3 separate regions of the Homo sapiens genome follow, and regions 1 and 2 are each linked to region 3. A link is an interaction called in ENCODE POLR2A ChIA-PET data of the cell type or tissue named here. Cell type or tissue: MCF 10A. All regions are shown on one strand.

What was found. Peaks named below come from ENCODE experiments on the same cell type or tissue, not always from the same donor. Only the 100,000 strongest peaks of a DNase experiment are listed, where the experiment ranks them.
Region 1: POLR2A ChIA-PET joins it to region 3 with 5 read pairs; 5 of 35 experiments call an interaction of 5 or more read pairs at or near these places.
Region 2: POLR2A ChIA-PET joins it to region 3 with 5 read pairs; 8 of 35 experiments call an interaction of 5 or more read pairs at or near these places.

What each region holds. Positions count from the first base shown.
Region 1 is chr16:57,211,359-57,216,358 of GRCh38, forward strand. It overlaps RSPRY1 (ring finger and SPRY domain containing 1), which reads left to right. Exons shown (of 15, transcript NM_133368.3): 5 at 1,614-1,740; 6 at 2,530-2,588; 7 at 4,749-4,815. Among named protein-coding and RNA genes, the nearest start is that of RSPRY1, 28 kb to the left of the region's middle. RefSeq lists an enhancer at 1,302-1,471. In MCF 10A, no CTCF peak of the experiment used is centred here; a DNase peak (open chromatin) is centred at 2,333.
Region 2 is chr16:57,176,044-57,181,043 of GRCh38, forward strand. All of the region lies in intron 1 of PSME3IP1 (proteasome activator subunit 3 interacting protein 1), which reads right to left. Among named protein-coding and RNA genes, the nearest start is that of PSME3IP1, 7.5 kb to the right of the region's middle. RefSeq lists an enhancer at 2,577-3,158. In MCF 10A, no CTCF peak of the experiment used is centred here; no DNase peak of the experiment used is centred here.
Region 3 is chr16:57,264,071-57,269,070 of GRCh38, forward strand. The region is part of intron 1 of PLLP (plasmolipin); the gene reads right to left. Among named protein-coding and RNA genes, the nearest start is that of PLLP, 18 kb to the right of the region's middle. RefSeq lists an enhancer at 1-84. In MCF 10A, no CTCF peak of the experiment used is centred here; DNase peaks (open chromatin) are centred at 1,141 and 2,181.

The DNA of each region.
Region 1 (5,000 bases), 53 kb before region 3:
CAGGAGTTCAAGACCAGCCTGGCCAACATGGTGAAACCTCATCTCTACTAAAAATACAAAAATTAGCCAGCACGATGGCGTGCACCTGTAATCCCAGCTACTTAGGAGGCTGAGGCAGGAGAATCACTTGAACTCGGAAGGTGGAGGCTGCAGTGAGCTGAGATTGCACCACTGCACTTCAGCCTGGGCGACAGAGTGAGACTCCATCTCAACAACAACAACAAAAAAAAGTTAAAACTGAAAGCACTTTTGAATCTTACTCAAATGTATTAATGATTAGTGTAACATTGGTTATCCTTTACATAGAACAAAAGCATCGAACTTTCATTGCTTTCCCATGTGTTTTACAGAGTCCTTTTTTTTTTTCTTTTTTTCTTCTTTTGGATTCTGGCATCTTTCATTTTTAAGATGGAGTCTTGCTATGTTGCCCAGACTGGTCTCAAACTCCTGGGCTCAAGCATCCTCCCACCTTGGCCTCCCAAAGTGCTGGGATTACAGGCATGAGCCACTGTGCCCAGCCTCAATTCTGGCATTTTCATTCATCTGTTTAAGCCCAGTGCAGAAAAACATTGTGGACGGAAGGGGAAAGTCTTTAGCGTAGTCACCAATGAATTGACCTTTGCCTAGGCTTATAAGAGCTGCCTGTTTCAATTTGCCTTCAACTCTGTTGGGGCAGGGTGCAGTGGTTCATGCCTATAATCCCAAAACTTTTGGGGGCTGAAGCAGGAGGATCACTTAAGGCCAGGAGTTCAAGACCAGCCTGGGCAACATAATGAGATTCCCATCTCTACAGAAAATTAAAATTATCTGGGCACTGTGACATGTGCCGGTAGTCCCAGCTACGAGGGAGGCTGAAGTGGGAGGATCACTTGAGCCCAGGAGGTAAAGGCTACAGTGAGCCATGATCACTTCACTGCACAGCAGCCTGGGAAACAGAGCAAGAGCAAAAAGAAAAGAAGAAAACTCTGCTGGGATTTGTTTTTGCTTAGTAAAACTTTTTTTAAAGTAACTTTTTACTTCAACATCACCAGCCTTTAATGTTTTCATAATGGCATCTGAGTGGGTTTAATCTGTTTAGTGATTCAAGAATATGTAGCATATATTTGATACAACTTAAGCATTCTGAATGAAGTGGAATCTAGTAAGTCATGTAAGGAGACTTTCAGGTTGATCAGATATTTCCCATCAATGATATCATTAGGGTACATTGCATAATTTTTATATGGTCATTCTGAGTTTATTTAACACCTGGTTATAGCTCCCCCCACCCCCCTGAGACGGAGCCTTGCTCTGTCGTCCAGGCTGGAGTGCAGTGGCACGATCTCGGCTCACTGCAACCTCTACCTCCCAGGTTCAAGTGATTCTCCTGCCTAAGCCTCCTGAGTAGCTGGGATTACAGGCGCGCACCACCACACCTGGCTAATTTTTGTATTCTTAGTAGAGATGGGGTTTCACCATGTTGGCCAGGCTGGTGTCGAACTCTTGACCTTGTGGTCCGCCCGCCTCGGCCTCCCAAAGTGCTGGTTATAGCTTTTGTCTCAAAAAAAAAATGAGCCTGGGAAAACAACCTGTGTAGTATATGGGTCAAACCCACTTGTACTTTTTTGTTTTAGGATGCACTCCAGAAATTGACTGAAATTCTCAATTTAAATGGAGAAGTAGCTTGCCAGGACTCAAGCCATCCTGCCAAACACAGGAACACATCTGCAGTCCTAGGCTGCTTGGCCGAGAAACTAGCAGGTAACTTTGGGACACTCCACAGTGGAAGATCTTAAGTTGTTTGACATTAAAGGGAAATTTGTACTGTATGTCTTTGATCAAACTGCTATACCAGAAAGAAATCTCTTAAAAATGATATTGAGAGACATAGACTAACTGGAAGAAAATTACTGAAAGGCTACAGAGGTGAATGCAATTTAATTTAGCTTTGTGGATTTTCAGGGGAAATTTTAAAAGAAAAAAGTTGTGCTTATTTGCTTTAAGAATAAGGAGCGAGGAAAAGAAAAAAGGGAGAAAAGCTAAATTCAGCATAACAAAGATATGTATGTGTGTATACAATATATAATTTGCATATATACACACTTTATAAAGTTTAGCTCGATTATGAAGACATACAAGGTAGAGGGAGAGGAAAAGGAACTTCTGGTTGGAGCAGTTCCTGAGAAGCAGGTATTTAATTTGTTTATGAATGTTACCCATTTTAAGAAAGTTAACAGCAAAGTACAGGGGCATAGCTCAGCTACTTACATCACGTAATGTGGAAGAAACAATGGATTAGAAATCAGAACATGTGGCTACTGGTTTGGACTCTCCCATGTGCTTGCCAAGTGCCCTGGAGTTAGTTGCTTAATTCTGTGGGCTCACTTGCTTAACTGTGAAATGGAGCTAGTACTATTTTCTACCTCAGAGCAGGAGGCTTTAATAAGATAATGTGCATGAAAGAGTTCTACCAAAACAATTTGATTGTTACCAGTGATTTAAAATAATCTGGCATTTTAATTATATCAAGTGTTTGTTGTATTTGTCTAGGTCCTGCAAGTATAGGTTTACTTAGCCCAGGAATACTGGAATACTTGCTACAGTGTCTGGTAAGTGAGACATCAAAACTATTTATTCTTAGTCATCTAGAAGTGGGCATCATCTAGAACTGTGCATTTTCTCAAATTGCTGGCATAGCCACTGGCACAGAGAATGGAATCAATTGTAAATTTTATTTGCAGGTGTTTCCCGAGTGCTTATTTATTCCCTCCTATGTTTAAAAAAGAGAGTGGGATTGGAATTTATCCCAACCAGCAAAAACAGCTGAGTTAGTCTGGTTTTAAATTTAGTCATAAGATAGCTGCTATGATTGGCTCTTTTGCATGTTCCTTGAGTTTGCCAAATGGTAATAGGGACCTCCACAGTAGAAACAATTACATGGCGTTCCAAGCCAGGAGGCCATCAAGTCAGATTCCCAGTATATATAAATCTCTACTCCTCCCTGCCCTCCCCCTCACTGCTACTCTTAAAACTGTTGTCACTGGAATATTTAATATATTGTCTATGAAGCTTCTGGTTTGCTGAGGCTGTGCCCTCAGATCTCTCATAGTTCTGGCCTGTGGTCTTGAATGGTCTGTATTTTTAAAAGTTATTTTTGTAGGCCTAGTGAGCATTGGCCCTTTTCAAAACTCTGGTCTGAAAACCCTTATTTGTCAATACCCACTGATACGTGCTTAAAACACTTACCTTACTCTCAATGAGCACTCTGGGGATACAACATGGCAGTCCTATGATTTCAAGAGGTTTATTGGTTAGTTGAGGAAACAAAACTACTCAGACAAGGTAATTAGCCTCCATTTTATCACAGGATGTGATCATGGGAGAAAGTACTTCATCAAGACTAAATGAGGGCCGGGCACGGTGGCTCATGCCTATAAGCCCGGCATTTTGGGAGGCTGAGGTGGGCTGGTCACCTGAGGTCAGGAGTTCAAGACCAGCCTGGCCAACATGGCGAAACCTGGTCCCTACTAAAAATACAAAAATTAGCTGGGCATGGTGGCATGTGTGTGTAGTCCCAGCTACTCAGGAGGCTGAGGCAGGAATTCACTTGAACCCAGAAGGCAGAGATTACAGTTAGCTGAGATCTCACCACTGCCCTCCAGCCTGGGCGACAGAGCGAGACTCCATCTCAAAAAAAAAAAAAGACTAAATGAGAAGGTGGGTGGTATGGGTAATGAGAGCCGGGGTGTCATGAAAGTCAGACTTCCTGATGAAGGTGGACCCTCAGCTGGGTCATGCTATAGATGAGGATTTTATTGTGCCCAGAGGAGGGAAAAAATTGGTTTCTTAGCTAAGGGAACATCACAGGCAGAAGTCCAGAGACAGAGAATTGTCTGATGAGAGAAGACAGTGTTCAGAGATAGGACACAGACTGAGTAGCCAGCTAGAAAGGGTTTAGGGCCTGAAAAGCCAGGCAGAGGGATTTAGATGGATATGAGAAGAAATAGAATGCTGAATAGGCTTTCCAGCAGCAGGGATGGTGGTTATGTGAGGTTTCCAGAACTTAGGAGGTACCAGGGAAGTCAGTGGGAATCATCTGATGTTCTGGAGCTCCTCTGGTGGCTCCCAATGTAGCAGTAGGGAAAGCACAGCTATGAGAAGGTGTCATGTTCAACAGATAGACCTTTCCTTAAAGGGGAACTCATGTGACATGAGCTTAAATGTAACTAAAAGAGTTCACTTGTTGCTTTCTCCTGTCTACCATCAGCATTTGTAGAATTCCTTTCAGGGAACAGCTTAAAAACTGAGCCATTAATTGTTAATTTAATTATTTATAATTTTGCAACTTGTTAGTGATAAGTGGTTCTTTTTAGGATTCTAAGTAAAATATCATTTTTAGTTTATAATTCTAGGTTTCTGTTTGGCTTGCATAAATGAATGTGAGAATGAATATTTTATTTAACAAAGCCCTAATGTAAGTTTTATTAAGTAAAATAACATAGTGTATTTAACAGGATACTTTTGAAATTTCCAAATCTATAAATTAACCTAGTGACTTTAAGAAAAAAATACAAGATTAAGAGAGCCTGTCCAGTTCATTACTAACATTATTAGCCAAATGGATAATTGAGAACTTGAATGAATGAAACTTTTCTGACCACTCGAAAAAACATCTAGCACATATTGGGCAAGGAAATGAAACTGATAACTTGCCACCTCTGCAGGGGAATGATTTTTTTTTTTTTTTTTTATCTTTTGTTGTTTTTCAGAAGTTACAGTCCCACCCCACAGTCATGCTTTTTGCACTTATCGCACTGGAAAAGTTTGCACAGACAAGTAGGTATAGTGACTTCTTGCACTAATGATCTTCTGTATTGGTTGTTAAAAATTTTATTTTTCTTAGTTACTGGATAAGCCTACACTTTGAACCCCATCAGATGGGCATACATTCTGTTTTCATCTGGATAGACACGTTAAAGCCAATGAAGTATAACAGGGACAAAGGCAAGGATTTTCTCACC
Region 2 (5,000 bases), 88 kb before region 3:
TCTGATTTAGCAGCACTCAATGACTCCAGCCAGAGGCTCATTACTGAAGCAGAACTGTTCAGTCTCTGTGAAAATGCCAAAAATTCCTCAAGTTCTACAGAACAACCTCTTATGAAACCAGAGCCAACAATTTCTTAAATGTCTCTGGCAGAGAAAACGTGAACTTTCTAGGGCTCTAATGGTTGGGAGAGACATTCCGAACCCTCAATTTCCCCCTTTCTTATCCCCTATTAACCGTGTCTCCTTTCTCATCCTGTATTAATCATCTGGTTTCTTTCCATCACCCATTTTTCCTAGTAAATAATTCAGGGTGGGATAGTCCTTATAGCCCACCTAATATGATAATCCACTCGACATCTGAATTTACCATACACACCCAGGAGAAGGTCATCCAACTCATATATTAAAACTTCAAGAGGGACCACTGCATTCCCTTCCTAGGCAGCCAACTCCCTCTCTAAGCAGATTTGACTGTTAGGATAGTTCTTCCTTAAACTGAACTGAAATCTGTTTTACTATAAATTCAATACATAGGTTCAATCCACTGGGACTATACAAAAAGAATCAAATCTTTTCTAACATGACCATACTTCAGTTGTTTGAAGACAATTCCCATGTTCCTCCTAATTTGTTGCTTTTCTGAGCCAAACATTCCTAGTTACTTTAATTTTATAAGATGGAGAAAAATAATCATGTCTGAAGGAAATGAATTTATCAGATTAGATATGATTTAAACCTGGGAAATAAATACTAGGATACGGCAATGCCATTGGTGTCCCAGTAAATGTCTCTCTTCATTCTTGTTATATATATATAATTTTTTTTTTTTAAGACAGAGTCTCGCTCTGCCGCCCAGGCCGGAGTGCAGTGGCACGATCTTGGCTCACTGCAACCTCCGCTTCCCAGATTCAAGCGATTCTCCTGCCTCAGCCTCCTGAGTAGCTGGGATTACAGGTGTGTGCTACCATGCCCGGCTAATTTTTGTATTTTTAGTAAAGATGGGCTTTCATTATGTTGGCCAGGCTGGTCTCGAACTCCTGACCTCAGGTGATCCACCGGCCTTGGCCTCCCAAAGTGTTGGGATTACAGGTGTGAGCCACTGCACCCGGCCTATATTTTTAAAAGAGAAAATTTAAAAATCTTCCAATATGCCAAAAACAACAACAACAACAATAAAAACAAACCCTAGAATTTTACATTTCTACCTAAATAAGAATTCAGAGAGCCTCCTGGGCTCAAGCAGTTCTCATGCCTCAGCCTCCCGAATAGCTGGGACTACAGGCATGCACCACTACACCTGGCTAATTTTTTTTTTTTTTTTTTTCGTGAAACAGGGTTTCACCATGTTGCCCAGGCTGGTCTCAAACTCCTGGACTCAAGCAATACAATCTGCCCACCTCAGCCTGCCAAAGTGCTGGGGTTATAGGCATGAGCCACTGTGCCCGGCCTACAATCTTTTATACACAGGGACAAAACCAGAAATCAGTTGGTTAATGAAAATAAGAAATAAAGTAAATGCATATTTAAAAAAAAAATTTAAAGGCAAGCGTTGCAGGGGAAAGAAAAATACAAGAAATGTATTTCTCATCAGCTCTCAGTGGGTTGGTGTCCTGAAAACACAGTCACACTGTCAAAACTAATGCACACTTACAAAAGTCTGCTCTTTAAAACTAATATCTTAATTCAGGCTGGGCATGGTGGCTCATGCCTATAATCCCAACACTTTGGGAGGCCAAGGCAGGAGGACCAGCCTGGGCAACAAAGTGAGACCCCCCATCTCTACAAAAAATTTAAAAAACTAGCCAGGCATGGTGATGTGTGCCTGTAGTCCCAGCTACTCACAGGCTGAGGTGGGAGGATCATTTACTCCAGGAGGCTAAGGCTGCAGTGACCCATGATCGCACCACTGCGCTCTAGCCTGGGCAACAGAGTGAGACCCTGTCTCAATAAATAAATTAATTAATTAGTAATAAAACTAATATCATAATTCTGGCATTCCCTTGATCCCCAAATAAAGAAAATAAGCCAAGTTAGATGGACACACATAGTAATAAATTTCTGTAAGTTTAAAAAGACTAGACTAAAACATAGACTGCTTTATGCATCTTTTTTCAAATTAGCATTTTCTTCTGTAGGTCTTCATTCTCTGCATGGCTTTGCTCAGGCTGTTCCCTCTGCCAGGAATGCCCTTGCTTTCTTTTCACCCGATGCAAACTGCTGCTCCAACCGCCCAGAATCAGACTAAAGACCATCTCCTTTATGAAGCTTTCCAAGACCTCCTAGAGTAGTTAATATGTATTTCCTTCCTTTGTGTTCCTGCTATGATCATTCATAACTCTACTACAGCCCTTATTCTTTGTGTTTTATCATCTGTGACTGTTCCAACAGCTCTTTGTCTCCACAGTGCTTATTATTATTAGCACAGTGTCTGGCATATATTAGGTATTCAAATACTTACTGAATAAACCAACCACGAGGAGCTGAAGAATCTGAGCAGGGAGGAATGAACTCACATGAATATTCCTAGGTACTGTGCAATGTAAGTTATAGAGATTGGTAGCCATCAAGCAAGTATTTGCTGAAGTGTCAGTATCATGGGAATTCTATTCAAACGCCATACAATTTGTGCAGTAAGAAACAAAGGACTAAAAATTAAATCTCTTTACTATATTATATAATTGATGTCATCTTTCAAAAATAACTGCTACTTTCCGTTAATTTCAACTGATTAAAAATGGTCACTTATCCTGCGAAAGCAGTACTTGATGGAGACAGCGTTTTTGTTTGAAGAGTCCAATGGCTGTTTATTCTGCAAGAAAGAGGTGATAAGTACCTGTAACTTACTGACCTGCTGGAAGTAGACAAAGAAGCTAGAAAATTAGATTGTGTTGACTTCTAATTCCTATTGTCTAGGTAAATTTTCACAAGTCTCTTCTTTTTCCCTTTTGTTTGCTAGGGTAATTAAAAACAAATCAAAAGACAAACAGCCCAGGGATATCAGGGATACGGGCTCTAACTGTGAAGAGCCCTGTAGGAATGCAGAGGACTTACATTAGGAATGCTTACTTTGTCCTTACTGTGTTCCACTTTAGAAAGAGTAAACAAATGCTGTCAGCTTTCCTTTACTCACGTTTTCCAAAGTGACTCAAGTTTAATTATCAAACTAAACATTACATTATTTTTTAAAGGATTTATTCAATTTCTTCAAATAGGGAATTCATGGAAAACTAAAACCATTTCAAAATTCACTTTGTCCACCAAACTTAGAGTCCAAATTGGCACAAATAAAGAACGTGGTTTTCAAATCTGCCTGACCGTCAAGAAAACAAAGTTCTTATATTTCAAGCCAAAGTAACTGGTAACACTGAACTACTGGGTTTACATTGGAGACCGTCCCATTTAATTTCCAGGGTGGTGGGACAAAATGGGCTCAGTTCTTACATAGCACACTACACATGTTTTAAAATACAAAACTTACATTGTTGCTCCCCAAATAATTGCTATTCCTAACTTGAAAAATGACTCCATTTAGCTAGTGCCATGACACAAAGTAATGAGATCTGGTTTCCTATGGAATTGAATTATGTGATGGCAAACTACTTGAGTGTTTACATCACTGGCCACCATATCCTTCTAATTCTAAAATTAATTAGATTGTACATGTTAAAACACACCAGAATCAGGTTTCTGTGTTCTGTTGTTTTAAGGCTTCACTTTCAGTAGCAAAAGCAATAGGTCAATCCATTTCCTTTTGTGAGTAAATATAGATTATTGCTTTCCAACATTTTTTACTCTGATGTTCAAGTCACACTGTACTTCAAAATGCAGGACAGCAACTAAGAGGAATTTGCCATCTGGCTAACTCATCTATATTTCAAATAAAGACTTATTTCTGGCCAGAAGGCACTTCTACCAAGATACAGTTATTTAGATTTTTAAAAATTTAGCTGACTTTTCCTATATCATAAAATTTATTTAGAGAACAACAACTACTAACAGAGAGCCCGCTGTTAGTATTTATTACTAGGCAAAGTGAAGTCAATCTTCTAACACCAAAGCTTAATTAACATATTCCGGTAGCAAAGGAGACTAAAAGAATCTAAAAACTAAACCACAGAAAAAGAAATTTAATCCATATTTTAAATGTTTATCATAAGGAGCAATTTGCAATAACCTTTCAGGCATCTATGAAACACATACAATAAAAAATTCAGCTTTGCAATAATCTTTCAGGCATCTATGAAACACATACAATAAGAAATTCAGCCAGGCATGGTGGCTCACACCTGTAATCCTAGCACTTTGGGAGGCTGAGGCAGGAGGATCGCTTGAGGTCAGGAGTTCAAGACCAGCCTGGCCAACAGGGTGAAACCCCATTTCTACTAAAAATACAAAAATTAGCTGGCTGTGGTGACATGTGCCTGTAATGCCAGCTACCTGGGAGGCTGAGGCAGGAGAATCGCTTGAACCCAGGAGGCGAAGGTTGCAGTGAACTGAGATTTCACGCCGCTGCACTCCAGCCTGGGCAATAGAGCAAGACTCCGTCTCAGAAAAAGAAAAAAAAAAAAGAAAAGAAATTAAGGCCTGGTGCACTAGCTCACACCTGCAATCTGAGCACTTTGGGAGGCCAAGGCAGGATTGTTTGAGCCCAGGAGTTCAAGACCTGCCTGGGCAAGATGGTGAGACCCCAACTCTATTAAAAACAAACAAACAAACAAACAGACAAACAGGCTAGGCACAGTGGCTCATGCCTGCAGTCCCAAAGCTGTGGGAGGCCAAGCTGGGAGCATCACTTAAGGCCAGGAATTTAAGACCAGCCTGGGCAACACAGTGAGACTCTCTCTCTACAAAAATATTTAAAAATTAGCCAGGTGTGATGGTGCACTACTTAGGAGGCTGAAGTGGGAGGAAGGCTTCAGCCAAGGAGTTCCAGGCTACAGTGAGCTATGAGGGCCATTGCACTACAGCCTGGGCAACAGCACAAGACCGACCTTGCCTGG
Region 3 (5,000 bases):
CCTGGGCCTAGAGCACAGACAGAGCTGGGGTGCCTGCCAGGCACCCCATCCAAAAGCAACCTCGTCGAGGACCAGAAGGGAAGCTCCTGTGTGGATCCCTACAGAAGCCAGGGACAAGACTCGGGGGCCTGTAGCTGAGCTGGCCCAGGGAGCCCTCAGCCCTCACAACCCTCCTTCCTCGGCCTACTCCCCATCCCCCAGGGATCTGGCTTGGGAAGGGTATGGCCCAGTGGGGAAGTGGCAGGTGGGGCCTCGAGCTTGGAAGTCAAAAGCTGTGTGGCTGTGTGATGCTGACCGAGTACCTTCCCTGCTCTCCGAGGAAGATTCTGGGTTTTGTTCACTGCTGTATCTTCAGTGCCCAACAGTGCCCGACACATAATATACGCTAAATACACAATGTGCTTAGGAACTAACAATCCTATTTCTTCAACCATGACAGAGACCAGAACCCTGCCCTGCACAGGCACCGTGTATTAAAAGAGGAAGCAGTGGGGCTGGGCGTGGTGGCTTATGCCTGTAATCCTAGCATTTGGGGAGGCCAAGGTGGGAGGATTGCCTGAGCCCAGGCGTTCAAGACCCCATCCTGGGCAATATACAGGGAGCCCATCTCTGCCAAATACTTTAAAAATTAGCCGAGTGTGGTGATGGTGCACCTGTGGTCCCAGCTACTTGGGAGGCTGAGTGGGGAGGATCGCTTGAACCTGGGAGGTTGAGGCTACAGTGAGCCATGACTGTGCCACTGTACTCCAGCCTGAGCAACAGCAAGACCCTGTCTCAAAATAAACGAAAATAAATAAAATTAAAATTAAGTAAAGTTAAAATTAAATTAACAAAATAAATTAATAAGAAGCAGGTGTCCATCTGTGAACTGCCCCTGGCCTTGCCTCCCCCCAACCCAAGTAAGGGGCTCAGCCCAAAGTGGGAGGCCCAGGGAAGGTGTCCCGCTCTCCAGGGCTCAGCACCTGCTCCTCCCCACACTGGGGTGAAGCTCCAGGGATCCACCCCCCAACACACAGCACCCTGCCAGCCTCTGCTGCCCGTCAGCACTCTCACCGCCGCAAGCAGGCCAGGTGAGGGTAGGCAGGTGAGGAAGCCAGGGCGGAGCCACAGGGCCTTGCCCGCTGTCACACACCAAGCTGGGGGCAGAGCCCTTACGAGTGTGGACCCAGGGCAGGATGTCTCAGAACAACACCCTGCCAGAAACAGACACACCTGGAGAGGCCACGAACCCCCAGAGCTGGGGGGAGGCCAGTGTTCTGAAGGAGAACAAACACTTCGGGCAGCACGCCTCCGTCCCTTCTCCAGGTGAGAACTGGGTGCGTCCAAGATAAACAATTATTTTTTCATTTAAAGCCAATTCCTCATGGGCCTCCGCTGCCACTGTGTTGCCAGCTTCCAACTAACTAAAGGAAAGTCAGAAAATGCAATGAACCAAAAATCAAGAAAAGACCAATTCAGGTTTCCACTATCATATGCCTATCAATCACCTGTCCCATGACTCACAGCCTAGGTCACAATAACCACTCAATGCCTTCTCGCTCTGTGCCAGACACATCTCATTGATTCCTCCATCACCAGACCCTCCTCAAATGTTCTATCTGTTATTCCCATCTTCCAAAGGGAATCTCAGGAGGCAATGTGCCTGAGGTCACTGTGGGTAAAGGACAGGGCAGGAGGCCGGGTGCAGTGGCTCACACCTGTAATCCCAGCACTTTGGGAGGCTGAGGCAGGTGGATCACTTGAGCTCAGGAGTTCGAAACCAGCCTGGACAATATGGAAAACCCCATCTCTACCAAAAATATAACATTTAGCTGGGCATAGTAGCATGTGCCTGTGGTCGCAGATACTTGGGAAGCTGAGGTGGAGGATCAATGGAGCCTGGGAAGTCAAGGCTGCAGTGAGTCATGATGGCGCCACTGCACTCCAGCCTAGGTGACAGAGACCCTGTCTCAAAAAATAAATAAAAATTTTAAAAGGATAGGGAAGGACAGGAACCCAGATCCGTGCTTCCTTGGAACCTGCGCTACTATGAGTTATTTAGTGAAGTGTAAAAAATGAGGACACTTCAGCTGGCTCTAGGAGCCAGTCTGGGCTGGGCACCCAGGCTCCCCCCACTGCCCGCCGCCATCCCTGCCCCGCCCTGTGCTGTGCTCCAGCCCCACCCCTGGTTTCCAGATCAGCGAACACAGCGTCCAGATGAAGCCGGTGGATAAGGACTGGGAATTTCTGGCGTTCTTTCTGGCTGTGCTGCCTGGCTCTGTGCCTGCGGAGCTGCCTCGGTTTCTGCCCTAGAACAAGGAAGGTTCGTTCCTGCATTTGAACCAGACAGACTGGTTTCTCCTGGTTCCTGAGCCCCCAGCCCAGTCCCCCAAGAGAGACCCTGCTCGGAACAGGGCACCCAACACAGGCCTCGCTGTGGGCATCTCTCTGGGTTAATATATTTAACAAATGTCTATGGAGAAGGGGCCAAGAAAGATCTCACTGGCAAGGTGATGATAAGCAAAGACCCAGGGAGGTGAGGGAGGGGCAGGGAGGGTGCCACGTGGGTATCTGAGAACAGAACTCTATGCCTTCACCCCTGGGCCCTGCAGGTCTCTCTTGCTTACATGTTCGTCTGTCCCCGTGTTTCTCTGGAGGTGTCTACATGAATATCTAACTGTCTCTCTCCTACACACACAGGCAAACCACATCCTCCCCTCCTTCCCAGCTCTCTGAGGTCCCTGCCATGCCTCCCCAGACAGGTCCTGCAGATAAACAAAGGGAACTGTCTGGAAATCTCAAGGGCACAGGGCCTTTTTTTTTTTTTTTTTTTTTGCTTTTCTGAAAACCTGAATAATTTGGATTAGGAACTTTTTTTTACATATGAAGACTACAGTGTCAAAAACGACCTTTGCATCTTCAAAGAATTTCCAAACAATTGGGTAACGAAGAGATGTTTTTGTTAAAACCACCTGTGGCATCAGAGAGAAGATTCGTCACAAATGCCCAACCAAGAGGCACTCCTTGCTGCAGTGAAACCCTGTTATTACAGTTTCCCCAGAAGCTGCCAACACTGACAGCCAGACAGGCCAGGTTCCTGCAGGGTGCATGCCCTTCACTGACTCTGAGGGAAGTTTTTCCTCATCTCTTATTGTGGTTTGCAATGTGTTCCCCAAAATATGTTCAAGTTCTAACCCCTAGTACCTGGGAATGTGGCCTTATTTGAAAACAGGCTCTGGCCAGGCGCAGTGGCTCATACCTGTATTCCCAGCACTTTGGGAGCCTGAGGTGCATGATCAGTTAAGGACAGGAGTTTAAGACCAGCTTGGCCAATATGGAGAAACCCATCTCCAGTAAAAATACAAAAATTAGCCGGGCATGGTGGTGGGTGTCTGTAGTCCCAGCTACTCAGGAAGCTGAGGCAGAAGAATCACTTTGAACTCAGGAGGCAGAGGTTGCAGTGAACTGAGATTGCACCACTGCACTCCAGCCTGGGGGACAGAGTGGGACTCTGTCTCAGAAACAAAACAAAACAAAACAAAACAAGGCCTGGCATGGTGGATCATACCTGTAATCCCAGCACTTTGGGAGGCTGAGGCAGGTGGATCACCTAAGGTCAGGAGTTCAAGACCAGCCTGGCCAACGTGGTGAAACCCTGCCTCTACTAAAAATACAAAAAATTAGCCAGGCATGGTGGCATGTGCCTGTAATCCCAGCTACTTGGGAGAGGCAGGAGAATCGCTTGAACCTAGGAGACAGAGGTTGCAGTGAGCCGAGATCGCACCACTGCACTCCAGCCTGGGCAACAAGAGCGAAACTCCGTCTCAAAAAAAAAAAAAAAAGAAAGAAAGAAAGAAAAGAAAAGAAAATAGTGTTTGCAGACATGCTCGAGTTAAGGGGGGTTATACTGGATTGGGGGCATCTCTAATCCAATGACTGGTGTCCTTGCAAGAGAAATGTGGACACAGAGACCACAAGGGGAGACCATCGTGTGAAGACAGAGGCAGAGACGAGAGTGATGCATTTGTAAGCCAAGGCACACCAAGGCTTGCTGGTCACCACCAGAAGCCAGGAGGGGGACATGGGACAGACTCTCCCTCAGAGCCCCAGAAGAAAGCAACCCTGCCAACACTTTGATTTCAGTAACTGAGACAATATATTTCTGCCACCCAGTTTGTGGAACTTTGTTACGGCAGCCCCAGGAAATGAATAGGTTTTTCTCAGCTGCTCTCTGAATCTGTGGATGGGTGTCATGACCTTGTTCACCTGAGTGACACTGGCATTGGTTCTGTTGGAGGGGTGGCCTATCGACTCCTTGAATTCACGCTCTGGCCCTGCCAACTTAACTAGCTGTGTGACCTCAGGCAAGTGGCTTAGCCTCTCTGTGCCCTTGTCTTCATCTTCCTTCATCTTTGAAATGTATCTACCCCCTAGGGTGGTTTTGTTTTGTTTTGTTTTTGAGACAGGGTCTCACTTTGTCACCCAGGCTGGAGTGCAATGGCACTATTGCAGCTCACTGCAGCCTCGAACTCCTGGGCTCAAGTGATCCTCCCACCTCAGCCTCCCAAGTAGCTGGGACTACAGACATGCACCACCACTCCTAGCTATTTTTAATTTTTGTAGAGGTGGGGTCTCCCCATGTTGCCCAGGCTAGTCTAGAACTCCTAGGCTTAACTGATCCTCCTGCCTGGGCCCTAGGGTAGTTTTGAGCAAGGAACTTAGACCAGCAACCAGCATAGGCTTAATATTCAACATGGCCAGGTGTCATGATCACCCTGAGGGGTTAAGAACATGGGTTTTCAAGTCAGGCCCTGGGCCTACTTTCCTGCATTCGCCACGGTGTGTGAGGCTCCTCAGGAGGGTGAGGCCTCACTGAGAGAATGACAGTATCCACATTCAAGCACCAGGCACAGCCCAGGCAGAGATAAGGACCCACGTCAGTGCCAGCCCCACCCACCTGACAGATAAGGCGGTGGTGCTCCCACAGGAGGCCCCAGAAATCCAGCCCAGCCCTCAGATCT